Regions from separate parts of the Mus musculus genome. Here all the other regions are linked to region 4. Evidence: chromatin loops called from intact Hi-C (ENCODE). Cell type or tissue: heart. All regions are shown on one strand.

Region 1 (4,000 bases), 160 kb after region 4:
CACACATGGTCACGTGGTCAGCACACAGGCAAATAAAGAAAATGGTTGTAAAGTGTTAGTGACAGTAGCACATCCTGACCAGAATGTTGAGAGACTGGATTCTAAATGCATTACTGGTAGGAAAGTAAAATGATACAACTTTTCTGAAAAACAAATTGGGTAGTTCTTCTGACTCTGTCTATCTGTCTGTCTGTCTATCTATGTCTCTCTGTGTGTCTGTGTGTCTGTCTGTCTGTCTGTCTCTCTCTCTCTCTCTCTCTCTCACACACACACACACACACACACAAAGAGCAGTCACATTTCTGGGCATTAATCTCACAAAATACAAAAGCTTATGTACATATAGGAACCTGAACATGTCCATAGTATCTTTATAGTACACCCAAACAGAAACACCCTAAAAGGTTTGTAACACATGAATAAGCATAATATGGTATATTCCTACCATGAAATACTAAACAATAAATAGCCAGTAAGTATTGATGCATACAACCATTTGGATCCTTGTCACATGTATTTGACTAAAGGAAATACTCCAACCATAAAAGGCTATTGTAACCTGGAGTTGATGGTGCCTGTTTTAATCCCAGCACTCAGGGCAGAGGCAGGTGGATCTCTGAGTACAAGGACACCCTGGTCCATAGAGGGAGTTTCCGGACAGCCAGGGCTGCATGAAGAAGTCCTGTCTCAAAAAACCAAGTAAGGGGGCAGGGTTATGACTCCATTTCTGTCCTGTATCAAAAGAGCAATACTATATATAAGCCAGAAAACAATGGTGGTTATTAGGGGTTAGAGGTGGCAGAGGAAAGGACTTGAGTGTGACTTTAAAGAGGACCATGAGAGGCTTTTCTGGTAGTGTTGGTTACAGCTGAAAACATATCTGTAACTGCCTTTTTTGTTTTGTCATGCAGTCAGCATATACAAGGCAAGTCACTAGGGAAACACTGGCTGATATATGGGTCATCGTTGTATCATCTTGACATTTTCTTGCAAGCACTGTTATTTTAAAAAGAAAATGCCTTTAAAATTTGCTGTTCTATGACTTGAACCCAGGGCCTCAAAAGAGGCAAGCAGTCTATCACTGAGCTATCCTCTGGCCTTATCTTAGCTTTTTATTTAGTAATCTCACTAAATTGCCCAGTCTGGCCTTGCTATCCCTGTGTTGTCCTGGAAGTCCTTGAAGTCAGAAGTTTTCCTGTCCCACCCTTAGAGTAGCTTAGCTGTTGTTCCAGGCCTTGCTGGCAGGACTGGTCAGCTCTTCCTACTTTCTCTTCACATCTGAGAACCAGAAAGTATTTCACTTCCTCATTCAAGTTGAGACTTTTTTCATAACCTGTGATTTGTATAGCTTTCTGCCTCCTGCAGAGAGTCTCATCACTGATAAAGCTAACACATGTCCACTGTTTCCCTCTTTGGGATTGTTTTACTGTCAGCTGTAGATGAACCCTGCCCTAAATTACAAGATAAACAGAAATGCAAGTCATTCCGACCCTGACAGCTCTAAAGCTGGGTTGGCATAGGAGGAATATCAAGCTCAATTCTTTTTAACTGCTGAGTGCTATTTCATAATAAAAACATGTCCTAATACTTTTGATTTATTCGTTCACAAGATTTCCAGCTTTTCCACTCTGCCTCCAGCTTGCAATTTCATTTTTTACATATGATTCCTTATATCCATATTTCAGAACTTTCCTTGCTGAAGTATCTGTAAGTGGAATTATCATGTTATAGATTTCATGCAGTTTTAGTTTTGTGTTGTCAAATATCGTTTTATATATATTTTACCAGCTACTTGTGTCAAAGGATTTCTGGCTCTGCATGTTACACGCTTGCTTAGTTCTTGGTTTTCTAGCTCCTATCTACAACCTGTAACACAGTCTAACAAATTTTAACATCTAGTTTTCTATGGCCCTATGACTGAATTTACCCAGTCTCCTCTGAAATGGGAAGATATGCAGAGCCTCATTAATTACTTAGTAGTGGATGAGAGATTTTACTTGTATAATGTTGTATATTATATGTTACATATAATATGTATATTTTATTTTATATTATACATATATTTAATATTCTACTCTGACCAGTCAAATATTAGAATGCATTTTAGTTGTATAGATTTAATATTCATCTCTTTGTTTATGGTTTTTCAAGACTCCAATTACAGTATCCTATTTTTGCTTAAATTAGCTCAGTAGAGAAAATAGCACACCATCCTCTGAGAAATTAATTTCTGTGATGGCAAGATGGCTCAGAGATTAAGAATACTGGCTGCTCTTTTAAAGGTCCTGAGTTCCATTTCCAGCAACTACATACTGACTCACAACCACCTATACTGGGATCTGATTCCCTCTTCTGGCAGGTAGGTGTACATGCAGGCAGAACACTAATAAATAAATTAAAGAAAGAAAAGAAACTCATTGCTCTTCCAGCTTGTCTGTATGTTTGCATGTGTGTGGGTGTGCACTCTGCCCATGTGAAGAAACCAGACTCAGTTGGCCTTCTCTTTGCTCTTTGAGATTTCACAGATTGTCAGGTGTGGCTGCAGCACTTTTACCCATTGGCCATTGGCAGGTCCTTGGTTTTAGATCCTTTAGCCTCAAAAACCATACTACTACACTGGAGGTACCTTGATTTTTTTTTTTTAACTGTACTGGTCTACCTGACATTTTATTTTTAGAAAAGTATTTTTGCTGACCTGGAGAGATGGCTCAGCAGTTAAGAGCACTGACTGTTCTTTCAGAGATCCTGAATTCAGTTCCCAGCAACCACATGGTGGCTCACAGCCATCTTCAGTGAGATCTGACGCCCTCTTGTGGAGTGTCTGAAGACAGTGGCAGTCTTCATATATATAAAATAAATTAAAAAATTCTTTAAAAAAAGTTTTGCTGAAACCATTTAAAGTGCTACTTTTAGCTACTATTTTCCAATCTATTAAACAATGGTTGTTAGCCCTTCTCTTATCCCTTGCACGACTACAAACTTCAAAAGAGAAATCCATGAGACTTTAAATAATTAACTAGGAGAGAGAGAGTAGATTGGGGTCCAAATGATTTATCACTGGGTATTCTATTTGAGTATGGACTTAGGAGGGGCTGTTGGAGTATCAACAATGACTAGAATTGATGTACTTTCTCACAGTAGTGGGTTTTGTTGTTGTGGCTCCTTGTTTGTTTGTTTGTTGGTTGGTTGGTTGGTTGGTTTTTTGAAACAGAGTTTCACTTTGTAGCCGTGGTCTTGAACTCAGAGGTCAGCCTGCCTCTGCTGTGTGAGTGTGGGCTCCTTCTGGGATGGGCGTTGGCTGTGGCCTCTGTGGATGAATCCCTGAGCCATCCCACTTAAGGTTGCTTCCTTTGCTTCGAATAGAAGTGAAGTTTCCTTATTGGTGTCCTTCTCTTGTTTTATTTAAACACTTTTGTTTAATTCGGTACAGTTTAATCTTTTGTTATATCAATGGAAATTTATGATTTTTAGTAAATACTGACTGGGTTAGTTATTGCTCTGAGGTTATGTGGTCATTGGTTTAAAATCACTCTTTAGGATTATCATATGATCAGTATTATTTTGTTTGAACACTGGATTGAGCCCTTGCATTCAAGTGTGTTAGCCAAGTGCTGTGTTGCTGAGTAACCCTGTCGCCCCCAGATTTTAATGACCTCAGCTATGAGACAGTTAGGCAGAAAGCTGTCTAATTTTTTTCTTTAATTTTTATAGTAGAACTAGAATTTATAATTACTCTTAGTTACTTTTTTAATAGCCTCATAATTTAGACATTAACGTGTTTTTCTTGTTGTTGTTTTGTTTGAGACAGAGTCTTTCTGTGTAGCCCTGACTATCCTGGAACTCGCTCTGTAGACCAGGCTGGCCTCACACTCAGAGATTCGCCTGCTTCTCCCTCCTGAGTTCTGGGATTAAAGGCATGGGCAACGCCCTTCTGACATTAATGTGATATTAAAATGCGAACGTAAACAGAGTTCCATTTAACTTTGGCTTCAGGCACCAC
Region 2 (4,000 bases), 190 kb after region 4:
GAAGGAGCCACCAAGAGACAAAGAAGCAAGAGAGCATTAAACACAGTGGGAACGTTACTTTTGACAGATTGTCCATGTTGCCCAGCACATGTGTACCAACCTTTAGCCTGAGAACATCTGGAACTGTTGAGGTGGCCCTCAATACTGCAGTGTATCGGCCGCAGTGTGGATGGCTGCCATCCTATGACATCATAGATGATGTCAGCAGTGACACAGGGTATGTTCAGCTTATTAAGAAGCAGCTAGCAAAAATATTATAGGACTAAATTTAAAAAACAAACAGCTGGTGGGTCCGTATGATGGCACTCAGCGTTTGGGCTATGGAAGGGAAGCGTCTCAGATATGAAATGAGCCGGAGCACCATTGAGAAGGCAAGGGTGGCATGGTACTTGTTAAGAAATACTCTGGTAGCCTCTTTAGGTGGCAAGGAAAGTAGCTCATGGGAAAACAAACAAAAAGACAGTATGTACTCAAAGTCTCAGAGAATAGAAAAATCTCAAAAGGATAGGTCTGAGGAAAAGGACCTGGGGTTAGCCCCTGTCCCAGCCCATCTGTGCTGCTTAGCTTCGGTCAGCTTGATACAAAACTAAAGACATCTGGGGAGAGGAAGCCTCAGTTAAGAAATTGCCCTGGGGGCATGTGTGTAGGGCATTTTCTTGATTACTAATTGGTGTGGGAGGTCCCGGCCCACTGTAGACAGTGCCTTCCCTAGGCAGGTAGGCCTGAACCACCTTACATACGAGGAAGTTGGATGGGAAGGAAGCTGGGTAAGCCAGTAAGCAGGCTTTCTGCATGGATCCTGCTTCCAGGTTCCTGCCTTGAGTCCCCTGACGATGGACTGTAATCTGTAAACCGGAGTGGGCCCTTTCCTCGCCAAGTTGCTTTTGGTAGGTGATACAGCAGAAGAGCAGTGCAGCTCAGCAGTCTTGTTTAACTTGCTCTCTGGTTCACAGCCTTGGTTGTGGGATGAAACAGAACTTGATTAGGTTATAACATCTCTCAGAGGCAAGTAACGTGGTAAGTTTCTACAGCCATTATTTCTGTGAGTCCTGCCTTCTTAAGTTTTGTTTTTGTTTTTTGTTTTTTTGTTTTTTCATTAGGGTAGGGGTGTAATGACTTTTCGGAATCAAAGCTAGGGTCTTTTACACATTAAACTGACTTATATGCCAGTCCCTGTGTTTTCAACAGTATAATGTGTGATTTTTTTTTCCTACTTTCTGAATAGAAGTGGATGGAAGTTGTAAACTGGTTTTATGAAAATTTTTATCATTATTTGATTATATGAAAGTTAAAAGATTTTCTTTCCTGCAAAAAATCACAAATTATTGGTAACTAGATAGATCAATATTTTCCAATGCATTAGATTATATTTGCAGTGACCCAGAATATTTTGGTGCTTAAAAGAAGAGGTCCTATTATATAGATTTATGATCTCTTAAGGAATTATGACCCACAATTTTTAACCCAGTATTATACCTATGACTATTCAATAAATATGTTTCTAAGCCTTGAAGTCTAGGCTTGGTAGCCATTGTTTGAATTAGTAGCCAGTGTTTTCTACATTTTTGCTTTGACCAGTGGGAAAGATTTTCATACATACAGATATGGACGAGCAGATTGTATTTCTATTTTAGGAATACACACACATGTATATGTAACAACAATTAAAAAGTCATGAATTTCAAGGAGACCAAAGGCGGTAATACATGGGAGGTATGGAAAGGAATAGAAGAGGAAGGAAAAGTAGTTATACTATAATCTCCAAAAAAAAAAAAAAAAAAAAAAAAGAAAGAAAGAAAAAAAGAAAGAAAGAAATTATTTTAAAAAGATGTTCTTCTGGAATTCTGACGTAAAGTCTCCTCCTGTTGAGAGACTTGGGGCAGTGCAGCCATTGGCGTCCTCAGCACAGTGAGCGGGCAGGTCTTCAGCTCGCAGTTGCTGCTGCTGTTCTCTGTGCCACTCTCTGCCTGCTGTTTATTCTCCAATCACAGTGGGACTGTGAATTTGGGAAATAGAGAGCAGCATGTGTTTATTTGTGGACCCTATGCCAGTGATACCTGGATTTAAACAGTGTTGCAAAAGCACAGAACTTTTGTGATTTTTTTTTTTTAAACTAGGGCTGTTTTGATGAAAATGTGTGAGAAATGATGAAATACGTAATTGGGATCACTTGGTATTAACTTTTGAGTAGCTAGTTTAAATGGACATTTTATGTCAGCTAAATTTCACTTAATGGAGTTCCTTGATGGTAGTCAAATACACACATTGCAGAAGGCATGCAGCATGGTCAGGCTTGCAGCATGGTCAGGCTGCAGCTCTGTCATGGAGGAACTGCTGCTTCACGTGATTTCGGCATCGGTTCTCAGGAAAACTTGACTAAGGCAGTCCCTTCCCCAAAGCTGCCAGTCCACCCTCTGACAACCTTAAGCCTCCTAATGCGGAACAGATTTTCTCATGCACGATGTCAGCCATTGAGGTCAGGGTGCTGTTCAATAGTATTTTCAACAAGGATGTTGTTACAGTTATTAAACACTTGAAGTATTAGTGATGTAGCTTAAAATTACTGTTTTAATCTCCAGTTCAATTTATGCATGCGATTAATAAAAGCCCTACTGGATAAAGCATATTTATATATTATTTTTTGTTCTGTTTTTATGTGTTTTGTTGCTTGAGGTGTGGTCTCTGAAGCCCAGGCAGGCCTCAAATTTATGGCAGTTTTCAGCCTTAGCCTCCCAAGTGTTGAGCTCATGTGTAGGAGCCACCACGCCTAGCTGTACGCATTGATGGTCTTTTGTTTCCTGAGAGGGCGGAGTGTGGTGTTGCCTAGCCTGACCTTGAGCTGTATATTGAAAGTGACTGGAACGGTGATCCTCCTGCCTCTGTCTCGAAAGTGCTGAGGTTATCAGCCGCCACACCTGGTTTATATCTTGACCAGATCCAATCCAGAACTCAGTGTATACAAGGTAAGTATTCTACCAGCCAAGCCACACCTCCACCATTATGTGTTATTTTGGGCACACTGATTTGTGTTATTAAAAATATTTGCTGTCCTGTTGAGTTCCATCCTTAAATATTGCAGTTAATTGTAACAAAGGGATGTGCTTTTAAGTAGAGTTGAAGGCATAGCCACAGAGAGAATTATTTCAAATAATTTCTGGATGTTATAGTGTGATTTTTTTTTTTTTTAACATCCTAAAAGAATATATTCTGGGCTGGAGAGATGGCTCAGTGGTTAAGAGCGCTGACTGCTCTTCCAGAGGTCCTGAGTTCAATTCCCAGCAACCACATGGTGTTTTATAACCATCTGTAATGGGATGCAATGCCCTCTTCTGGTGTGTCTGAAGGGACCAACAGTGTACTCACATTCATATATATTCTGAGGGTCAAAAGCACTGTGTTTACTGTGTTAATGTAGCTGTACTTATTCTGAAGCTGTTGGTTGCTGATTGTAAGATTAACAGGTGGTAATGGATTGACTTCTAAAAAGTATCAAGAACTGTGTGTGTGTGTGTGTGTGTGTGTGTGTGTGTGTGTGTGTGTCTGAACTGAGATTTTTGGCAAATTAAAAATAAGGACTGTAGTTATAAAAATAAAAGTTTGTTTTGTGAGTTTGAACTGAAAGTGTTGGTGTGGTGTTATTAAAAATGCTATAGTTACTTTTATTTACTCATTTTCCTTGTACAACGTGTGGCCATTCTAGCATAGACTTGAGAGAATACCAATTCCCCTGTCAGGATTTTACATCTTAATAATAACAGCAGCAGCAGATGTTACAGTAGATCTTGGCTACTTTTTTTTTTTTGCTATAATAAATTACCTTGACTAGAGTCACTTAAGAGAGAAAAGAGGGGCTGGAGAAATGGCTCAGCAGTTAAGAGCACAGACTGCTCTTCCAGAGGTCCTGAGTTCAATTCCCAGCAACCACATGGTGGCCCCCAATCATCTGTAATGGGATCTGATGCCCTCTTCTGGTGTGTCTGAAAACAGCTACAGTGTACTC
Region 3 (4,000 bases), 250 kb after region 4:
GAGATACAACACATTGGAGTTTTCTGTCAGAAAATTGTATCACAGACTTAAAAAGGTATTTTATCTGAGAATCATAGTATATACACCAAAGGGACATATTGAATGATTAACTAATTAACATTTTCCTGGGGGTTGTTTTTTGTATGAATGTAATATCATTTGCTTACAAAGAATTATTTGAGTAATGTAATTTTTCCTCTGTGTGCCTGCTTTGGCTGTATTGAGCTAGAATGGACAGTGTGTGTACTTGATACCCAAGGGCATTAGAAGCAGGGTGGGGGGTGTCGGATCCCCTCGAACTGGAGTTATGGTTGGTTAAAAGCCATCATATAGGTTCTAGGAAATGACCTGTTGCTTTCTGAAAGAGCAATAAATGCTCTTAACCACTGGGTTATCTTTCCAGCCTCTTATTTTAGAAAGTAACAAAACAAGCTAGGCCATGGTGGCACACACCTTTAATCCCAGTACTCAGGAGATAGAGGCAGGTGGTTTTCCATACTGAGGCCAGCCTGGTTGACAGAGCTACAGGACAGCCAGGGAACACTGAGAAACCCTGTCTTGAAAAACAAAACAAATTAGCAAAATATGTTTTAATAATTCTAAATCATTATATATTATCTCAATTATAACAGTAAAATCTGCTTTTTTATTATCAAGTAGTTCCTTTTTAAAGATTTAATTATTTTCTTATTATACGTGAATGGATATTTTTTTCTGCATGTATGTCTGTTTTCTGCATGTGTGCCTGGTACCCAGGAAGACTAGAAGAGTTTATGGGAAGGAACCCCTGTACTTAAATTATGGACAACTGTGAGCCACCAGATGTCTATTTGCTGGAAATTAAAGTAGGTCCTCTGGAAGAGCAGCCTGTGGTCTTAGCCACTGTGCCCCTGAATTTAGCCCCTGAAGTACTATTTCAGATTTTTAATATCTGGTTTCTAATTTTTACCTATAGAAGTAAATTTTGTGAATTTATTATTTATAAATTTTCCCAAGAAAATTGTATTCTATTTGTTTTCCTCCCGTGCTGGATATTGAACCCAGCACCTTGTGTATGCTGGGAATATTCAGTTAGAAAACCTAGTACCCAGTTCCCAGTTGGCCCCCAGGTACCTTAAATTTTTGCTTTGAAAAATAAGTTGAATATAATGGCTCATGTCTCTAATGTCAGCTGAGGCTGAAGCAAGAAAATTATAGTGAGTTGGAGAAACCTTGGGTAATAATGTGTCCAGAGTGACCTGCACTCTAGAATAAGATTCTAGCTCAAAAAGCAAGAAATAAACAGACCATTTTTTTTTCTTCCTCAAAAATTCATTTTGTAATCTAGTGTTATTCGTCTCAGGTGTGTTTCAAGAACAGGGCTCTAGTTAATGTTTCTAGAAGACCATTAAGAGAGAATTTCTGCTTTGGAAATGTATCAAACAATGGAAACTTAACTCTTTAAAGCATTAACACATGTAAACTATACATAGAATCAAGTGTTTGGGACACATGCTGTAATCCCAGAATTTGAGAGTTGGAGGCAGGACAGTCAGGAGTTCAAGGCCAGCCTAGCCGAGCTACATGAATGATAATCTGTCTCAACAAAGGAAAAAAAAGAAACCAAACAACTGGTCGACCATGGAATATCAGCTGGGTGGAGCACCGGGGATGGAATGAGGGATGTGTCTGTCTGAGAGGAATGTGGAAAACTGCCTGAAGAATGGACAGGGTTTCATGCTCCTGAAACAGTTCTGTAGACAAAGGATTTTAGCAAAATGTGGGAGGAGGAAGGTGCCACGTGACTCAGGTCTAAGCAGCTGCCCGACCAGCTAGAAAACTGCCTAGTGACTAGCCATGAAATGATTTGCATCTAACTGAGGTTGACGGGGCTCCCTGAAGCTACTCAAAGAAAACTAATGCAATACAAAGTCTGCATTCATATGTGGTATTTACTAGGAGTTGGACAGGAAGGCTTAACAGCAATGTCCTAAATTTGAGCAATATTTCATGAAAGAATCCATAATGGACTAGCTGGTGTTGTGTTTTTGCTTTGAGCTTTTGGAGGGGAGGGGGGGACAGTTTTAGGGCCTCAGACTAGGTTATTGTGAATATGAGAACAGCAGTCAGGAGAGGGGACAGTCAAGAGGCATGTGTGTTCTGAGTGGTTAAAACAGATGAGAGTGTGGACACGGGATGTCTAAGCAAGGTCTGATAGCCCCTTGCGGTTGCTGACATTCCTTTCCCTGTGCCTGGACCTGTCACGGTGTAAGTTTCTCTGGACAGCTGTGTTCTGATACTGACAAACAGACTCAGTCTCTGTCTCCCGGCCTTCTCATTTTGTTTTTAACTTGTGTTTCACCAGGAACAATATAAGCAGACATTCCCATCACAAGGAAAGAAACAGGAGATGGGGAAGAGCCTGAAGAAGGTTATTGCAGCTTTGTCAAATACTAAAGCAACCTCTAGCTCACCAGCACATCCAAAACTACCACTAGATAACAACCACCCTAATCCATTTTTGACAAATGCACTTTTAGGGAATCACCAACCAAATGGAGTCATTCAAAGCGTCATTCAAGAAGCTCCGTTAGCACTAACTACCAAAACGAAAATGCAGAGTAAGATTAACGAAAATGTCTCAAGTAGCACCCCGTTCTCCTCACCTGTCAATCTGAGCACGAGTGGGAGGAGAGCCCCTGGCAGTCAGACTCCAGCGCTGCCCTCTGCCTCGCCCATCCTGCACAGCAGTGGGAAGGAAAAGCGGGTCAGCAATGACGCAACCCCGCTCAAAGCGCACCATCACCCCCATCCGGCGGCAGCGGCCGCGGCCTTGGTGGAACAGTTTAGAGGGACAGATTCAGACGTTCCCAGTAGTAAAGACTCTGAGGACTCAAATGAGGATGAGGAGGAAGATGATGAGGAAGAAGATGAAGAGGATGATGAAGATGATGAGTCTGATGACAGTCAATCAGGTTATTTTCTGCTTTAACTTTTAAAGTTTGTTTTTAAGTGTATGTACCAGAAAGTTTTCTAAAACATCGTGATTTTCACACTTAGACTCACCGCCACTCACTGATTTCTTACAGCCAATAAAACGTAAAATTGTTTCTGAAACTGTAAGTTAAATCTTAGATTGTGGTTCCCCTGGCATTAGTGACTAATTGTAAAGTGCTGGTGCATGAATCAAACAGTTTGATCAGGTTGCTGAGTTTCCATTTCATCATGACCACTTACACAGTGCAATTGTTATGTTTTCAAAACTAATTTTAAGCCAGGTGGTGGTGACTCATTCTCTCAATCCCAGCACTGTGGAAACACACAGGCAGATTGAAACCAATAATAATAATAATAACAACAACAGCTAATAATTTTGACCCATGTTAGCTGCATACACCTTTAATCCCAGCACTTGGGAGGCAGAGGCAGAGGCAGGTGGATCTCTGTGATTTGGAGACCAGCCTGCTCTACAGAGTGAGTTCCAGGACAGCCAGGGCTGGGCAGAGAAGCCCTGTCTGAGGTGGGGGGGGGGTGAGTGGGTGGATTATGCATTAATTTAGAATTTCACTCAATGTGTTTTGAGCATACCTTGCCCCTTTCTTGCTCCTCACCATGCCCCATCTCCTCCCGCAATGTCTTCTCCATTACCCTACCAAGGCCAGCTAGTGCTGCCCAGGTATTCTTGGGTGTGCTTTATTTTCTTCTGCTACCTATTAAAACATTACTACCTATCTTTAAAATGGAAAATTTTGCACCATGGTCATTTAAAAAACCAAAATCTTAAGTCCCTTTTGATTGCAGGATTTATTAAATGACATAGGGTCATCATCTTATGCCTTGACTTCATCTACTCTCTCTAGTGGTTTGGTTTGTTTTTTTATAAATAGAGATTGCTTTTAAATTCATAAAATGAAAGATAATTTAAAATATAAATACAGAAATGATACAAATATGTATGTATTAATGTTTGTATATGGATTTGTTGCTGTTCTGACAGGAATTTTTTAGTAACTAATGGGAA
Region 4 (4,000 bases):
ACTGCTAAGCTCTAACTTTCCTTCATTACCTTTCCACTGCGGAAAGCCCTGTCACCTCCCAAAACAGCACATCATCACAGCAGGTCCTAGCCAAGCCTCAGTTTAGCTCAAGCACTCTACAGTTGTCCAAGCGTGTGCCCTCTTTCCACCCCACAGTCTGTCCGTACAGTATTTACAGTAAGGAAGGCAGTAAGGTGCATGTTTACGCGTTGGTCTGATGACTAAACTGTGAGTTGTTGGAAGATGTTGCGTCAAGCTCATTCCTGCAAAGGGAAGTTCTAACCTGGTAACCAAACAATGCTTACACTACTTGATAAATTTTCCACTCGACCATTACTTTCCTAAAATATATTAAAACGTGGATATAACAGATGACAGGTGTGTGAGAGATGGATATGGAATAACATTTGACTGCATAAAGGCTACAGATGGCTCACATTCAAGTTGATTATCCAAAACCTTCATGTAGAACACAGAAAAATCTGTGAAGTTATATGAGAAAACAACCTTCCTTATTCAAGACACCTGACCTGGGTTGAGGGGTCTTGAATATAGCTCAGAGAGCAAATGCTTAGCATGCCCGAGACCCTACACTGTGTAAGACAATCTGACCCATCATGTAACTGAAAATAAGGTAATGGGGGGTACTGAATTGCATTATATACATATATGAAACTGTCAAATAATGAAAAAAAAATCTTCGGGTATGAGAGAAAGAGGAGGGCGTGAAGGAGGGAGGTGGATGGTGTACCAAACATCTAGGGCAAAACTAGAAGTGTGTGGTGGTGTTGATCTGGTGGCACAGCAATCCCGGAGCTCAGAAGGCTTAAGCAAGAGTATCTTACCTTAGAGGTGGGTCTGGATAACATCATGAGTTCAGTGCCAGCGGGAAACACAAGGTAAGAGCCCTCTAATCAACCCATAAAAACATGAAGCTATAGGGACACAACTCACAAAGTCCAAGTTTCGTTCTGACCAGAATGCTTGATGATAAAACTTGGTGGTAAATTCCTTCTGTTTGAAGTCATTAAAAATCCACAGTACAAGTATTATGCCCTGTAGTGTGCCTGCTCTGCTGACTGCTTCACACACTATCTCCTTAAAAAAGGCATCCCAGGAGTCGGGGGTGGAGGGGACTCATCTCAACTAGGAGATCTTAAGAGGTAAAATAACTATGGTCATGGCGATGCCAGAGTTTCTGGTTCCATTGCGACTGCCTCAGCACAACTGCTGCTTCTCTCACTCACACACACACACAAAAGCTCCTCAAAAGGAAATACTGACCCCATTTCGGGTTATCTTGTGAGACTACATAGGATCTACCTTTTTTAGTGAGAGTACTATTGTTTGTCAATCAGGACGGTATCTCGGTACTCACCCCTACGTTCTGGATACAAACGGGGGAGGGGGGGTGGGACTTAAAAAATAAGGACACTGAAGACAATAAAAACACACACACACAAACTACAGAATGGCGTGTGACCCGGACCCGCTCTTTAAACTGTTTTCACACTGATCGTGACGTCATGTTTATGACCCACACGGATTTCCACCCCCATATACCAACACGTACTTTTGTAGGGGGGTGGAGAAGGAGGGTGTTCACTGTAGTGGTTTCGGGGTGTGTGTGTGTGTGTGTGCGTGCGCGCTCTTCACTACGCAGTTTCTCCAAGGTGAGGGTGCATTTTACTACTCACACCTTGCGTGTCTAGAGTCGGCCCCTTACACCCGTGTCTCGCCCCGGGTCAGGAGAGCCAGCCTTCCTGCCTCACATGCCCGTGTCACGCCACTCCCGGTGCGGGGCCACCGAGAGGCCTACCTCCCTCCACCTACTCCGAGGGGACTGGGGGAAACCGACCGAAATCCCGGGTGAGCCGACCCCGCACTACGGCCGCCCGGCGCCGCAGGTCGTCGCGGGTCCCCGAGGGACGCGCACCATCTGCCCGCCCGCCCGCCCGCCCTGCCCCCGGGGTCCCGGGTGGGGGTGGGGGTGGCTCGCACTCCAGCGCTCCCCTCCCCCCCACGCCGCCGCCGCCGCTCTTTACCCTCTTCCACCGAGCACTCCGCTGCAGGGAGTGTCGCGCTCGCCGCAGCCACACCGCCGCCGCCTTCCTCGCTGGGCTCGGCTCGGCTCTCGGGCTACCGGCAGAGAAGTCGGCGACGAAGCACAATGGCGGCCGCCCCTCCGGATGCGCCGCAGAAGTGGCCGCCGCCGTTGGCAGCCCCGCCCTTCCTCCTCCCCCGCCCCCTGCGCGCTCGCTCGCCCGCTTCTCGCGAGAGCCGCGGCGGCGGCGGCGCTGGCGGCGCTGCGGGGGAGCCGGGAGCTGCGGGCGGGCTAGACGTGCCCCGCCGCGGGGTGGTGCTCTGACTGCGGCAGCCGTTGAGGGCCGCCTCGGGGGAAGCTGCGAGGCGCCACGGTAAGCGGCCGCAGACGGTCGGCGACGTGCGGGCGTGCGGGCGCCCGGAGCGGCGCGGCGCGGGAGGCCGGGCGGGCCGGTCGCCGCCCGCAGTGCGAGGGGCTTCGGCGCCCGCCTGGCTCCCGCGCCCGCCGCGGGCCCCTACCAGGCCCGCCGCTCCGGGTCCCGCCCGGCTGGTTGCGGGGGTGGATTTTGTTTTCTCTGCGCTCGGCAAGTGGCGCAGGGACTGTTTACGGAATGGAGTCCGACGCTGCCTTTCCCCCACCTCCCCTCGAGCCTCCCCGGCGCGTCCTCCCTGCCCAACCTTGTAGGATTTGACAGCTCTCCCTCCACCTACTACAGCCTTCCGATTGATTCCTACACCCTGCTGCTGGCAGTTTCCCTGGAGTAAATAAGTTGTAGCGACGGGGTATTTGGACGATCACTTCGGAATCTTAAAAAAAAAAAAAAAAAATCGGGCTTTTTAAGCTCTGAGAGCGCAGCTACAGGTTTTGCAGCAGACATTCACTTATTTAGAAAGAGCGAGGGAATCTGTGACGTAGTCTGAGGAATACGAGAAGAAACTTTCAGAAACCACGGTGAATGTGGTTAAACTAAGATGTAAATGAGGACTAAGAAATGCAAGAGAGTATGGGAAAAGCCACAAATTATGTGGCGTTTCAATGATGGACCAAACGCAAGTTGTTTAACGGTAAGTTCTTACTAAAACTTGGAAGCACAGGGAGGGCACTTGGGTTTTTAAGTGACCTATTTGATTTAAGGGTGTTTGTTTCAAAGAATAACTTGGATCTACATAATTCCACTAAGTGACTAAGTGAAATGCTACATATATATATATATATATATATATATATATATATATATACACATATGTATATATACATATATACAGTCAGTAATCATCTCTCATTTTTCTTCACTCATCACTAATAAATTTCGTACAAACTTAAGGGTTTTGGGTTGTTTTTTTTTTTAATTTTGTTAAAGTTGACACCCAGGTGTCATCCTTTTAGGGCATGTAGTAGACAAAGTGTCTGGTAAAGGATAAAATTAAGTACAGATTACTTTTGAGGAGATGTAATTTGTCCTTTTAAGAGAAATAATTGTTCCATTCTGTTTGGCCGTGTAACACCCTTAAGAATCAGAATTCATGGGTTCATATCTCAGCACTTTGTCTGATTACCTTTGTCTTCAGCAGTTCTTTAATGTTGCCAAGAATTCCTTAACCCAGGCTTCTTCCTGTGGGTTAGGGAACCCTAATCCGCCATGCTCCCCAAACTTCATGGTGGTGTTGAAGGGATTAAATGAGGGGATCTGTCAGTTCTTAGAACATAGCAAGCGTTCCATAATTGTTAACAGTTACGTTATGTGTCTAAGCCACCATTCGGCCTTTCTGGAACTGAACCTTGTGGAGACCCCTTGAACATCTTTCCCAGTTTATTTTGTGTTAAGAGGATCGACTGCACCATTTTCCTGAGCTATAGTAGACAAACGTAGTTAGTGGGAACTTCTCTACAGAACCCCTGACAAGGACAGTGCAGGTGTTGGCCGGTTATGGTTTCGTCTCCTCTCAGTGCTGAGGA
Region 5 (4,000 bases), 380 kb after region 4:
TTGGGTGTGGTGTGGAGTGCAGCTCCAGCGGGAAAGAGTGCTCACGTGACTGTCAGTGCCTCCCCTCCCCTCACCTCCATCCTGGCTTTTGCCTTGTCACGTGTCCAAGAAAAGACAATAGCAGGTGCCAGTGACAACCCTTGCCCTTTTAATCAGGGTGGGTTCTGTGATCGCTGGGATCCATTGAGCACAGCGGCAGTACACTAATGTCAAGCCCTGTAGGGCAGCATGGCTCTGAGCCGCACAGGATAGATGCTCCCTAGAAGGGAGTGACCTGCTGCCAGGAGGAGGAAGCAGCTTAAGCCTGTGGTGCCATTCCCGTGCCTCCTTGGAAGACTGTTTTTAAATATATCCTTAATTTCCAGCTTCCAGAAGACAGCAGTATCCCCACGATCGGGGGGTGGGGCGGTTGGGGAAGAGGTGGACTTCTCAGCTACAAATGGGAAACAGCAGAAACAAACCCTTCACAAAAGCAAGGCGGTGCCCGTGATCATATGAAAGTGCCCGGCCTCCTCAGCAGCCGATGCAACTGAGAGATGCACGAGGGGTCACCCACTCCTCACTGGTGGGAATGACGGCAGGAGACAGCAGTTGGGAGTCAGATCGGGTGAATGCACACTTGTGTGGCAGTGTTCCTCACGAGGCCTCAAGCCGGACACTACCCACACTGCTGTCAGTAGTGGGAGACGCCAGCGAACAATGTTATCATAGGGTGGGAAATTCACACATCTATGAAAATACATGCCCCACACCTAAACACAACTTGACAACACAACAGACCCATCTTACATGCTTGACTCAGTGAGTAAAAGCCCACACTGCAAGAGCAGTCTGGAGAAGGGACCTTGAACGCTCCTTTTGGAGAGAGTGGGACCCAAGATCTGCCTCCTCATCAGAGCTAGGGATATGGTGACGAGAACCTCGGACACCTGTGATCAAGGAGGCTGCTTCCCATACACTTGCATGCGTGGACCTGTCTCTCCAGGCCCCTCCCACACAGCTGCCTGATGCCTGCTCCTCCTGGGGCCTTCTATAAATACTATGCCACCAGGGTTGGCTCCTAAACCTCTGCCCATAACTACTCCAGCTTCCCTTATACATGGCCCTGGTGACTGAGGTTAACCATGACACAGACAGATGGACTAACGACAGACAGGCAGACAGAAGACAGAGACACAGACACTGCAGACCAGACAGCTGGTTCTGAGAGTGCTAATATCACCCGAGTCCCATCCCAGCCTTGTGCAGGGAGTAAGGAGCAAGGCAGGAGCCGTGGGACGGAGCAGATTACCAGGAAGACTCATCTCGGGGGCCTAGCATCTAAAGCCCAGGAAGACAGCAGGAACAGGCAGCCCCTCTTTCCAGAAAGACAAGCCGGTTCTCATGGTATTTCTGGTCCCAAGCCCCTGAGCATGAATGTGGACCCTACAGTCGGCACTGTCCATCTTTCAGTAGCTTCCCCTCTCGCTGGGGAGGTGAGGGGCATTCTGCTGGCCTGGTCCCACCAGACCACTCTCGCTCAGTGTGAGTTCCTCCTCACTCAGTGACAACACCTTCTTCTCTCTCAGGAAGTAGGTCAGCACACCTCTCCAGGAAAACGTGTTCAAGGGACTCTGTTCTAACTGACCTCAAGTCTCTTGATTTTGCAGCGGACAGCACAGAAGGAGCAAGTCAGGGGACCGGAGGAGGCAGCAGATTGAAAGCTGACACCAGCCTTTTCAGGCCTGACCATGAGGACGCATAGGCTGACATCTGCTGGCTGTCAACGTGTTCCACAAACAAAGCACAGCACACCCTAAGGGCACTGTTTCGGCATCAGTGGTAGAACGCTGCTCCAGGAAGTAGCACTGGACCCTTTCCGCTCTCCAAGGAAGTGGTAGAGCTAGCCTCAGTCCCTGTAAGAAGCCAGGCAGGAACTACAGGCTCTAGCACAAGTATACGGCACCCACACCTGCCTCTGGCAGAAAGAGAAGCTATACTGAGATGCTCAGATGTCCTAAGAAGCGCTGAGTATGGACGAGCTGCTCCGCTTTATGTGGGAAGCTGATGTCCCTGTGGGAACCCTCCCTTGATAGACATCTCCTCTGTTTAGGGAGGATCAGGTATGGATTCACTGGAGAACCTCACACGTGTGGCCTCGCCCATGTTACCTGTCTCTGTCTCACAGCCTATGCAGAGGCTGAGTCCGAAGCTTGGGCCTGTGCAGTCCCTGTGAGCCATGCTCATTTCTCTGTCATGTGCACCTCTGCCTCAAGGAGAGCAACACTGGTGTGCATGGCTCCAGCTGACGTGCCTTTCATTACAAAAGTCTGTCCCTCCCCTAGGGGTTCTGAAGGATATAAAAATTGTTTTGTTTTCTTCTCCTATAATATACGTTATCTCAACTGATCTTGCAGGAGCCCTCAAGTGGGCCATAAAAGACCTGGGTGCCAGCTGCTGCTCTGGAACTCTCCTCCACTCAGGGACTCTCCTCCTCTTTCCATGGCTGGACCCAAGCAGGAGGAGAAAGAAATCAGGGGTGCACACATGTGTCTGCACACCGAGACCTAGGAGTCCCCGGAAAGAGACAAGTCCGGTCTTGCATTTGAGACTGGATGGTCCACCTACTCAACACTCCCCCCTCTCATTTAGTGAAGGGGCTTCACCACTGAGAAACGGGGTGCCTTTAAGTCGGAATCTGGAATCTCTGCTGCAGCTGCTGCTGAAGTCTTGACAGTAACACATCAGACAGCCCTGCGCTAAAAATAGGATTCGTGTGTTTCACCAGCCAGCAGAGAAGCCGGACGTTGGAGCAGCTGACAAGCTGACAAGCGTGCCCGCCCTGCCAGGCCTGGCGACGGGGTCAGATTCCCACCTTCTTCTTTCTCCACAGCCAGATTTGATTTGCTGTGTGCTTGTTAGTGCAGACCTGCTGTGGGGGGGGGGGGGGCGATTAAGAACCTGTCAGCGCAGGTCCACTCTGCTCAGCCTCAAACCAGATCAGGTTCTATACAGGAATTCCTAAGGAGACACTGCTGATGACAGACACTGGAGCACTGGCTTCCTCTTCTACCCAGAGTGAGTATTTTTAGCTCCATCACCAAACTCCCCAGGCGAGGATGCATCTCAAGTTTCCACAGAGGTGAGGATTTCAGGATACCACATTCCCATATTCGGAAGCATGGAGGGCTACAACAAACAAACTCAAAACAAGCTATGCTCAGGAATTCCAACCATCCTGCTGAGAAAGCCAACCTTGGCCCCAGCTCTAATGAGGGTCAGTGAACTTGGCTTCATCAGACAAAAAAGGAGTGGGGGCAGGGGTGGGGTGTGAAAGGCAGGACCAGGGTGGGAAAGAGGACATTGCTGCTTTGTGTTTGGCCAATAAAACACAAGGACACGTGAAAGGAAAGGCCCCAGTCCCTGTGAACACGAGGCACTGAAGCCAGGCACAAGTGCTTTTACTTGGCAATCGCTTAACAAGATATCATCTGTGTGATTGAATTAAAAAAAAAACAAAAAAAACAAAAAAAAAAAACCAAAAGCAAGCACATCCCCTCCCTATCCTGACAATCCTGAGTGATTTCACCTTGGCAGCGCTGTCTTCTGAGCACGAGCAGATTCGTCCCGGCAGATGTTCATTTTAGGAAAAACCTAACTGACACTTAGCCATCCGAGCTCACTGAAAACATCACGGAGAAACACTCCTTGGCACCATAAAATGGATCATTTGGCAGAATCCTTTACATATTGAAGTTCTCCGGGCAAAGATTTGATTTTAAAAAAAGAAACAACTCTCAACTGTCAGCTTGCTGGGAACACAGTCATCTCATCACAGACAAGGCTGTTTATGAAGTGTTCTAACAGAGCTGTCACTCAAGCACACACAGGGTGGGCCCCTGCAGTGGTCCAGGGCTTGCGGATGAGAACCAGGGATGCTGCCCCGAGGGTAAGAACCAGGGATGCTGCCCCGAGGGTGAGAACCAGGGATGCTGCCCTGAGGGTGAGAACCAGGGATGCT
Region 6 (4,000 bases), 330 kb after region 4:
CAGAAGCCAAAAATATACTACGTATGCTCCCCTCCCCCGACTTTTACCATCTGGTCTCAAGGACTCAGGTGGTGCTACAGAGGAAATACCTGTCCATCTGTCCAAATTGGGGAGGAACAGAGACCTAACTCTATAATCTTTTCTTTATAAATGATTCCTATTTGGCATATTTTAGAAAGTCTTCCATATCCCAAGGTTTTAAGCAAGAGACAAGCTACCAGAGAGGGCTTGCCTCTCCCAAACTACCTGTCCCATGGGGTGAACGTGCTGCAGCAAACAACTGGTGTTTGTAGGCGGGGTCTACTAGTCCCTTGTCTAATTGCTGTGATAAAACACACAGCAAGAGCAACTTGGGGAAAGGGTGGTTCACTTTGGCTCACAGTTCCAGAGGATAAAGAGCATCGTGACAGGGAACATGGGCAGCACTGCCTGGGGAAACTGGTCACATTGCATCCAAGTCAAGAAAGAGATAAACACTGGTGCTCCTTTTTCTTCAGCCCAAGTCACCGAGTGGGATGGTACCACCACAGTTAGGGTGGACCTTTCCACCTCATTAGCCTAATCAAAAAAATCCCTCACAGCCATGTCCAGAACTTTGTTTCCATGGTGATTCTAGCTCTGGACACATTGACACTATTAACTATCACCTAGGTTTCTTTCATAGATTTCACAGATTTTACTAAGATAATAGCCAGTCAAATTGATGGAGATGTGCTGCATCCTTGCAACGGGCCTCAAAGGAAAGAAGGCGTGACAGACACACATCCACAGAATCTGGGATGACATGGTCTGGGCTCTCTCATGGAAAAGGCTGCAGAACCCTGGGAACCCAGCCTGTTTAATACATACAGTTGGACACAGAGAGGGGTTACAGTTCAACATATAGCTGAATTAAGATGGCAGGGTTTATAGTATACAGCTGAACAAGGAGACAGGCTTAGCTCATCACTAGGAGCAGTCTCTGTGGGGGACCAGTCTTCAGGCGGTAAACATCCAGGAGGACAAAGCTAGAGAGGACATTTCTGCACACCCCGTTAACGTTAGAACGTCAGACAGGAGGGGTGGCTTTTCCAGTCCCATGGCTCTAAGGCACTGGGCTCCTTGATACGGCTATGCCCATATCAAACAAAATACACATTCACCAGGGCTCCAGTCACTATGGAGATAGAAAAAGATAACACTCAAGTCTGGCAAGAATGTGGAGAGACAGGCACCACTCTACATATATCATTCAGAGTACAAACCATGCCAAGTACAAACAACCCAGAGCCACTGGGTACTTGGTATGTAACGTAAGTCTGAAAATTCTTTAGGCTCATACACCCAGTAGTTCCATTTCTATTTAGCTCTAGTTGAGGTTCAGAAGTGTGGATAGAGATCTAAGTACGAAGGAGCTTAATCTAACTTTTTTTTTTCTGTGAGCAAAAAAGTTAAACTACCATTCGGCAGTATGATATAGTCCCATTTGGACCATTAAGCAAAACAAAACCCAAAACAAACAAGAAAAAAAACCAACTTCCAGGTAAATTACCACAGCCAAAGCCCACAGGGAACCGGCCTACCGGAGCTGCCGCGGGCACGCATGCGCGGGCATGGGCGCGGGGTGGGGCTTGCGCGGCTCTCCCTGCGCCGCAGCCACGCCCACCTCAGTTAGGTAACACGTGACCCAGTGAGTCGGGCTCTGCCTAGTGAGCAGCCCAGCCCAGCAGCCCAGCTCGGGGCCCAGCCCGGGGCCGAGCCCGGGGCAGTGCAGACTTGGTGACCTCAGAACCCGGAGGTGCGTGACCTCGACCCCGGAGCCGCGCAGGGGAGGAGCCGCCCGGAGGCGGGACTCTCAGTCCGGGTGCGAGGGAAGTGAGTGTGGGCTGCACGCCAGGTGGCGTTGGGGCGGGGGCAGGACCGGGCCACCGGGTGGGCTGCGGTCACGCACACCCCACTGGCCTGCTGGCTCGCCCGGCCTCTTGTGCGCCGAGAGAGAGAGAGCGGGAGCCGGTTCGGAAAGTCTCTCGCTGCATTGGCACTCCGGGGATTTGGACCGGCTCCAGAAAGCTCCATCTGAGCTTGTTTTCCGAGAACCTGTTGGAGTGTTTCTGCTTGTTTTGTTTTGTGAGGCTATGAGAGACCTGGAGGGAAGGCTGCTGAACTTTGGGAAGAAGATGAAAATGAAAACATTTACTTATTTATTTGTAGAGATTTCCGTAAACTAGATGAAGACAAGAGATTATCCATTTTACAAGTCGAGGTCACGTCTGTTTCTTAGGGATGGTTTCAGCCGCGATTGTTACTCGTTTGTTGGTTTTCTGAGACTAGTTAGGTAGGCTTTACCTCCTTGTTTAGCTGAAGGTGATCTTGAACCCCTGATCCTCGTCCTGCCTCTGCCTCCCTAGTGTTGGTGTTACAGGCTCAGGCCAGGATGCCCGGCACTAATTTTTAATTATACTGTTTTTCCACAGTTAGATTTTTGTTTTGGAAGCTTTACTTTCTAAATCATTCCATGCTAGATTTCATATGTAACATTTAAAAGCAAACTCAACTATATTTGGAACGGAGTTTCATTTGAGCACGTTAGGTACCTAGCACTGCCTTGCATGCTGTGGTTGCAGAGATAAGCAATATGGACAGGGTGCCTACTTCTTTGTGGTCACTGGCGGTGGGAATGCACACAGGGGCTGCCGCTGCAGGAATCAGTATGAAGCATTCTCAGAAGACTGACATTCGACCTGCCTGTACAACATCTTATGTAGCCAAAGATCTAAGTCCTACCACAGAGATACATGCACTGTGTGCGGTACAAGGCTGCATACCACAAGAAATGGAACTGATCTAGATGACTGTTGCCAGTTGGATTTTTTTAAACTGATACAAATGGATTTTTAAAATCGGTACATATACACAATAGAATTTTACTTTGCCACAAAGAAAAATGAAATCATGATATTTGTGGGAAAATGTTGGAACTAGAAATGACCCTGCTAAGTGAAATAAGCCAGACTCACACAAATGCTGGTCAGCCTTGGATACCTGAACACAATGCCCCCCTCTCCCAGAATCTACCATTGGCCAATAGTTCAGAAGTAAGAAGCGGTGCCTCACGAGCCACTTCCCTGATCCCTGTCTTGACAGCGCCAACCTTGTGCGAGCTCAGCACAGTAACAAGGTTGCTGGGCATGTATGATTGCAGTGGCTATATCTAATGAGTGGGATTTCAGAGCACTTCCTCTGTCCGCTGCCTTTGAAGTCTTTTGGTTCCCTGTCTTACAGTTGTTCCTAAGCCTTAGAAGGGATGCTATAAACATCTTATTTCAGGCTGATTCCTCAGCTTTCCTTAGCCTCAGTATCTATACTGCATTCCATGAGACTCTGCATTCACCATCGATGGCAAAGAGAGGTCTCTCTGGGGCTGAGAGCAGCATTTATTTGGCTGTGCTTATAAGCACAGATACTTAGAAGGACAGTTTGACTCTTCGTCAATTAAGCTGAACAACAGTAATAAGTTTCCCCAGGACCTCTCTAGGCATAGGCGATAGACAGGTTTTTCAGTACTGGGCATTGATTCCCATCTGCCCACAAATCCAGTCAGAGAAGGATTGGTTGTCTCCCTAAGAGTTGTGCCACTATTACAATGGTGGCTACATCTTGCCTGCCAGGTTGTGATTATAGTTCATAGAGTTTCGGCTAGTTAAGATTTGTCTTTTTTCTCCATCAGCCTCCATAGCACCAATGGCATTAACAGCTAGCCAGCATGGAGGAGGTTTCCAGGTCGCTTGCAGCTTGATTTCTTTGTATCTTGGAACCAAGAGATGTGGAACCTTCCAGCAGTAGAGCTTTGTCATCTAGTTCTGGTGGACAACCAAGGCTTGGCAAGAGCCTGTGCTGTTTGAGGGGAGGGGCGAGCTTCTGGGGCTTCTCCGACCAACAATTCCCATGGAAGTGTAATGGTTTGAACAAGAATGGCTCTCTTAGGTTCGTCTGTTTGAATGCTTGGTCCCCAGTTGGTGGG
Region 7 (4,000 bases), 86 kb after region 4:
ATTACGGCTTACAGATTATACAAATAACTGTAAAAGAACTTAGTGTTTATTCATTTGAATATTATTGATTCACACCATGAACATCACAAGCATTTAAATTCGTCCATGGAAAAGCATTAGTAGTTTACCTTGAGATCGCCTTGCGCCCTGCTTTTTAAAGCCCTAGCATGCACAAATTCTTGGCATATTAATTTAGCGTGTAGACTCCAACACAATTCCTAGTTTACAAACATAAAAGTTGGTGGAGATGGCTTATCTGTGTTCCCTAACAGTCCGTTTAAGTTTTTTTTTTTTTAAATTAAGTATTCAGTTCTGTCCCCCCCTCCCCGCCCCCCGAAAAGCAAAACAAAACATGTAAGTTTCTTAACTTTTTCTTGGGACGAGGAGCGGTGCAAACTCAAAGATACAGTATTCTTGGAATGAAGAAGCAGCCCCCTCCCTTGGCTCCTTTTAGAGCTGATAGGTCATTTATTATTGGAACTGAAATGGTATAAACAATTCTCTCGCTCTTTTTTCCCTTGTTAACAGCAACTTTCATTGTTAGAGAGAGGAGAGAGAGAGAAGCCTTGTTGGTTGACGTCACTTGGTTCATGAAGCCTTCGCCTAGAAGTGAAGCTGCTGAACAAACCTTGAGAAGAATCATCTCCTGCTTCAATCTGCTGCTGGATAGGAACTAATCAGAGAGCGAGCGGCGGAAGACGGGGACGGAGGGAGCCAGGGCTTTCGCGATCACGGATCTCACCTCCACTCCAACTCCCTAGACTTTCTGGCAGGAATTAGAAGAGAAATAAGGAGGCGGTGGGGATTCCGAAAAGCTTAACCCGCACCCGGGAAGGGCGAAAATCCCTTCCCCCGCAACTCAGTTCGAAAGTGAAGGTGAGTTTGAGAGCCGGGGTGCGGGGGTGCGGGCGAGGTGGGTTCCGGGCGGAGAGCGGCGGCTGCGGGCTGGAGCCCTCCCGAGGCGCCCGCCGCTGTTTACCCGCGCCGCCCGGTGTGGCTCTTTGTTGTGCGGCTGCGACGCAGCGGTGGCTCTGGGGTCCCGACTAGAGTCCCGGGCGGAGGGCGCGGGGCGCGGGGCCCTGGTACCGGGCGGGGTGTGTGTGTGGGGGGTGCGGGCTCCGCGGAACGGAAACTTTGCTGGGAGTGCGGGCGCGGGCGGGCGGGCGAGCGAGCGGCCGGGCGGGCCTCGTCCCTCCATTGTGCCCGCCGCCCTCGCCGCCGGCCTCGCGGCGTCCTCCAGCCCGGCCCGCTGCGGCGCCCCGCGGGGCAGCTCCCGAGGCGCCGGGCCCTGGCCGCCCCCGCCTCCGCCCGGGGCCCGCAGCCTCGCTCCCGCCGAACCGCGCCAGGCCGCTGGGGCTCCGGAGCCGGGTGGGGGTGGGGCCGCGGCCCCGGGCGGCGGGTACCGGGCGGCTCGGCTCCGGGAGGGCTCCGGGCGTCCTGGGGCCGCGGCGGCCTGGCGGGCTGGGCTCCGGGTCCTCGGGCTCCGCGTCCTCCCTCCCCCGCGACGCCCCGCTCCCCTCCCCTAAAGTAGTTCCGCGAACCCCAGAATTGGGATCGGGAAAGGCTAGGAAGTGTGCCGGGACTCGGAGCCGGCCCCGCGGGGTGGGGGCTGGCTCCTCTTCCCCTCTCCTCCGTGTTTATCTTTTGTGTGTTGTTTCCTTGTGAAGCGAGAAGCAGCTGCAGTCCGTGGCCGAGTTGTTGAAATTTATCCCTTTGTGTATATTACAATATCCTCCATTTTTCCCCCTGCCCTCTAAACAACAAGCGTTTCGCCATCTTGGGCAATTTTTATTCCCAAGTCTGTCTGTCTCTTTTAATTTTTAAGGAAGGGAAAGGAGCCATAGAAATGAAAAAAAGTGTGCCTGGATAAGGCTCAAAGTTAGGAACGGTTCAGGGGGCCATGTGACGTCATGTAAACTTTTATCAAGAAAATTTCCCCAAAGTGGTTTTTTGTTTTCCTCAAAATTTTCTCGTTTTTCGGAATCGTGTAACTTAGAGGCTAGTGATAAGTTGTGCACTTTATTTTTGTATTTTGCATTCAGAACGGATCGCAAAACCATGTTTGGTAACAAGTGGAAGATTATTTTTTTAAAAAATGATCGAAACTTTTTACTGTGTCACTTAGTATCCACCTAGTTTTGTGCACGAGGGTTTTAAAAAAATTTTTTAAGTGTATTTGTAACAATATAGTTCTTTTCTTGGGAGGTTCCACAGATCTAACAAATTGAGAATAGTTACTATTTATATATCCATCACTTGGGGTGTCTACCTCCCCTTTTACAATTGTGTTCTCCTCTTTCGTGCTATTTACATTTTAAAAGAATTATACAGAATATCAGAATATCAGATTCTTGATACTTTTACATCTTAGTAGTGAATATTAAAGTCAAAGGGTTGGCAAAAAATGTAGTTTAGCATATAAAAGGCAGAATTAGCTTTAATAGATAATTTACAGTCTTTTGATGTAAACTTTATTAACCATCATAAAAATAATGATAAAAACTACAATTTAAATTTGTTTGTCGAAAATAGTTTTTCACCTTACCAAAAAAAAAAAAAAGTTGAGCTGGTCACATGACCCTACTTAATGCTACACTCACTGAGGAGTATATAAATAGGCACAGTAAATTGAATGGAAAAGCGTAACTTTGTCTCCAGTAGTCATTTTCAGTCAGCATATTTACATCTCTTCTAACAGGGACCTGAAACTGCCTGTATTTAATTTGCATTCCCTTTGTCTTCTGGGTTGGGGAAAAAAACATTGACTACAATGAACTTACAAAAAGAAGCTAATAGAAAAATTCTAACTACATTAAGGAGATTGTCTAATATTCGAAAACTTCCATTGTAAGTGGTATGTTTGAACTGTCTGTGGAATATTCTATGCTGCTTTCTGCTATTTACTCAGAAATATGCTCTGTGTAAAATGCTACATAGAAATCTTAACTGAATTGAGTGTCTGCTGTTTAGTGAACTGTAGGTAGGTGAAAAATGTTTAAATAGTTAAAAGCACATAGAACAGATGGCTCTAAATTATACATGCAACAAAGGACTAGAAGATTTGGCAGATTATAAATGGAAGCAACAGAGGATAAGCAGGTTAAGAAAATGGTAGTTAAGTCCGTTGCTGTCTCACACCTATTGTAAACACTGCTGCACAATCAATAATTTAGATGACACTACGGCATTTGTGTGTCTCAGTAGAAAAGGAAGATTTTACAAATATTTGCAGCAAATGCTAAATGTATATTTAAGCAACCGTGACAAAGAGTTTTATTTTTTTAGGAAATCAGGTTGTGTGCTTTTAAAATAGGAAGTTATTTATCAGAACTTAGTATGTTCATGTAATGGTTTTCAGAAAAATAGAACTAGGCACGTATTGTAAAATCTAGATAATGCTATCTGAAATGTTGTTGGTTAAACTAATACACTGACTAGGGTAAGCTTGCACATTCACTCTTTATGCTAGTGAAAATGGGGTCTTAGCTGCTCAGTCTTGGCAAATGCATGGATTACAATACTGCCAGCCTCATTTACTAAATAGTGTGTGAGGTAAAAGAATATATTTTAGTTTTCATATTTGAGTTTTGTACATAACACTATGATTTGACTTGATGAATGTGGTTTACTATTTATTTATAAATGTAAATATTTTGTGTGATTCTGGTCTCTCTGGAAGAATCAGAGTGTATTTAGCTTTTTCAAAAGAATAGACTATCTTAAAAAGTATTGGACTTAGCTGAAATTTGCTTTTCGTGTATCTAAGCCACTCATTTAAAATGCACACAAGCTGTAAGGGAAAGCCAGGAATTCTGAACGTGTTGCCCTCTCTCTCATTTCTTTGTTTGCATGTTTATTATAGAGTTGCAGTAAAGGAGCAGATGTTTTGCCAAACATCCTGATGTGTTGCTTGTTCTTATGGGAGTGCATAGCTGCTCCTTCTGATGCATCAACTTGACAGCTGGTTGATTTCATGGAGCTGCTAAGAAGCCATTAGTGG

The links. A loop is a pair of places that touch in the nucleus more often than their neighbours do. Peaks named below come from ENCODE experiments on the same cell type or tissue, not always from the same donor. Only the 100,000 strongest peaks of a DNase experiment are listed, where the experiment ranks them.
Region 1: it touches region 4 in a loop (1.9-fold over the local background); 13 of 42 quality-filtered maps call a loop at or near these places.
Region 2: a loop joins it to region 4, with 2.0 times the contacts of the local background. A loop is called at or near these places in 6 of 42 quality-filtered maps.
Region 3: a loop joins it to region 4, with 2.3 times the contacts of the local background. A loop is called at or near these places in 7 of 42 quality-filtered maps.
Region 5: it touches region 4 in a loop (2.9-fold over the local background); 5 of 42 quality-filtered maps call a loop at or near these places.
Region 6: a loop joins it to region 4, with 2.2 times the contacts of the local background. A loop is called at or near these places in 2 of 42 quality-filtered maps.
Region 7: a loop joins it to region 4, with 6 times the contacts of the local background. A loop is called at or near these places in 19 of 42 quality-filtered maps.

The regions. Positions count from the first base shown.
Region 1 is chr2:60,043,532-60,047,531 of GRCm38, reverse strand. The region is part of intron 2 of Baz2b (bromodomain adjacent to zinc finger domain, 2B); the gene reads left to right. Among named protein-coding and RNA genes, the nearest start is that of Gm13572, 8.4 kb to the right of the region's middle. In heart, a CTCF peak has its summit at 2,348 (motif pointing left); a DNase peak (open chromatin) is centred at 1,241.
Region 2 is chr2:60,020,140-60,024,139 of GRCm38, reverse strand. All of the region lies in intron 2 of Baz2b (bromodomain adjacent to zinc finger domain, 2B), which reads left to right. Among named protein-coding and RNA genes, the nearest start is that of Gm13572, 15 kb to the left of the region's middle. In heart, a CTCF peak has its summit at 1,878; no DNase peak of the experiment used is centred here.
Region 3 is chr2:59,960,975-59,964,974 of GRCm38, reverse strand. Baz2b (bromodomain adjacent to zinc finger domain, 2B) reads left to right here. Exons shown (of 36, transcript NM_001001182.3): 9 at 2,345-2,954. Among named protein-coding and RNA genes, the nearest start is that of Gm13572, 74 kb to the left of the region's middle. In heart, no CTCF peak of the experiment used is centred here; no DNase peak of the experiment used is centred here; H3K27ac peaks cover 1,439 bases.
Region 4 is chr2:60,208,130-60,212,129 of GRCm38, reverse strand. Marchf7 (membrane associated ring-CH-type finger 7) reads right to left here and starts at 2,194. Exons shown (of 10, transcript NM_020575.2): 1 at 2,046-2,194. It also overlaps a transcript of Baz2b not described here. In heart, a CTCF peak has its summit at 2,345; a DNase peak (open chromatin) is centred at 2,259; H3K4me3 peaks cover 3,722 bases; H3K27ac peaks cover 2,127 bases.
Region 5 is chr2:59,828,133-59,832,132 of GRCm38, reverse strand. The region is part of intron 19 of Tanc1 (tetratricopeptide repeat, ankyrin repeat and coiled-coil containing 1); the gene reads right to left. Among named protein-coding and RNA genes, the nearest start is that of Wdsub1, 52 kb to the left of the region's middle. RefSeq lists an enhancer at 2,772-3,360. In heart, a CTCF peak has its summit at 1,762 (motif pointing left); DNase peaks (open chromatin) are centred at 122, 1,732, 2,772, 3,202 and 1 weaker place; H3K4me3 peaks cover 1,007 bases; H3K27ac peaks cover 3,998 bases.
Region 6 is chr2:59,880,255-59,884,254 of GRCm38, reverse strand. It overlaps Wdsub1 (WD repeat, SAM and U-box domain containing 1), which reads left to right and starts at 1,649. Exons shown (of 11, transcript NM_001379396.1): 1 at 1,649-1,777. Gm52554 (a long non-coding RNA gene) reads right to left here and starts at 1,576. Exons shown (of 3, transcript XR_003954039.1): 1 at 1,563-1,576. In heart, a CTCF peak has its summit at 1,855; a DNase peak (open chromatin) is centred at 1,684; H3K4me3 peaks cover 1,886 bases; H3K27ac peaks cover 1,752 bases.
Region 7 is chr2:60,122,339-60,126,338 of GRCm38, reverse strand. It overlaps Baz2b (bromodomain adjacent to zinc finger domain, 2B), which reads left to right and starts at 599. Exons shown (of 36, transcript NM_001001182.3): 1 at 599-876. In heart, no CTCF peak of the experiment used is centred here; DNase peaks (open chromatin) are centred at 898, 1,028 and 1,578; H3K4me3 peaks cover 4,000 bases; H3K27ac peaks cover 3,860 bases.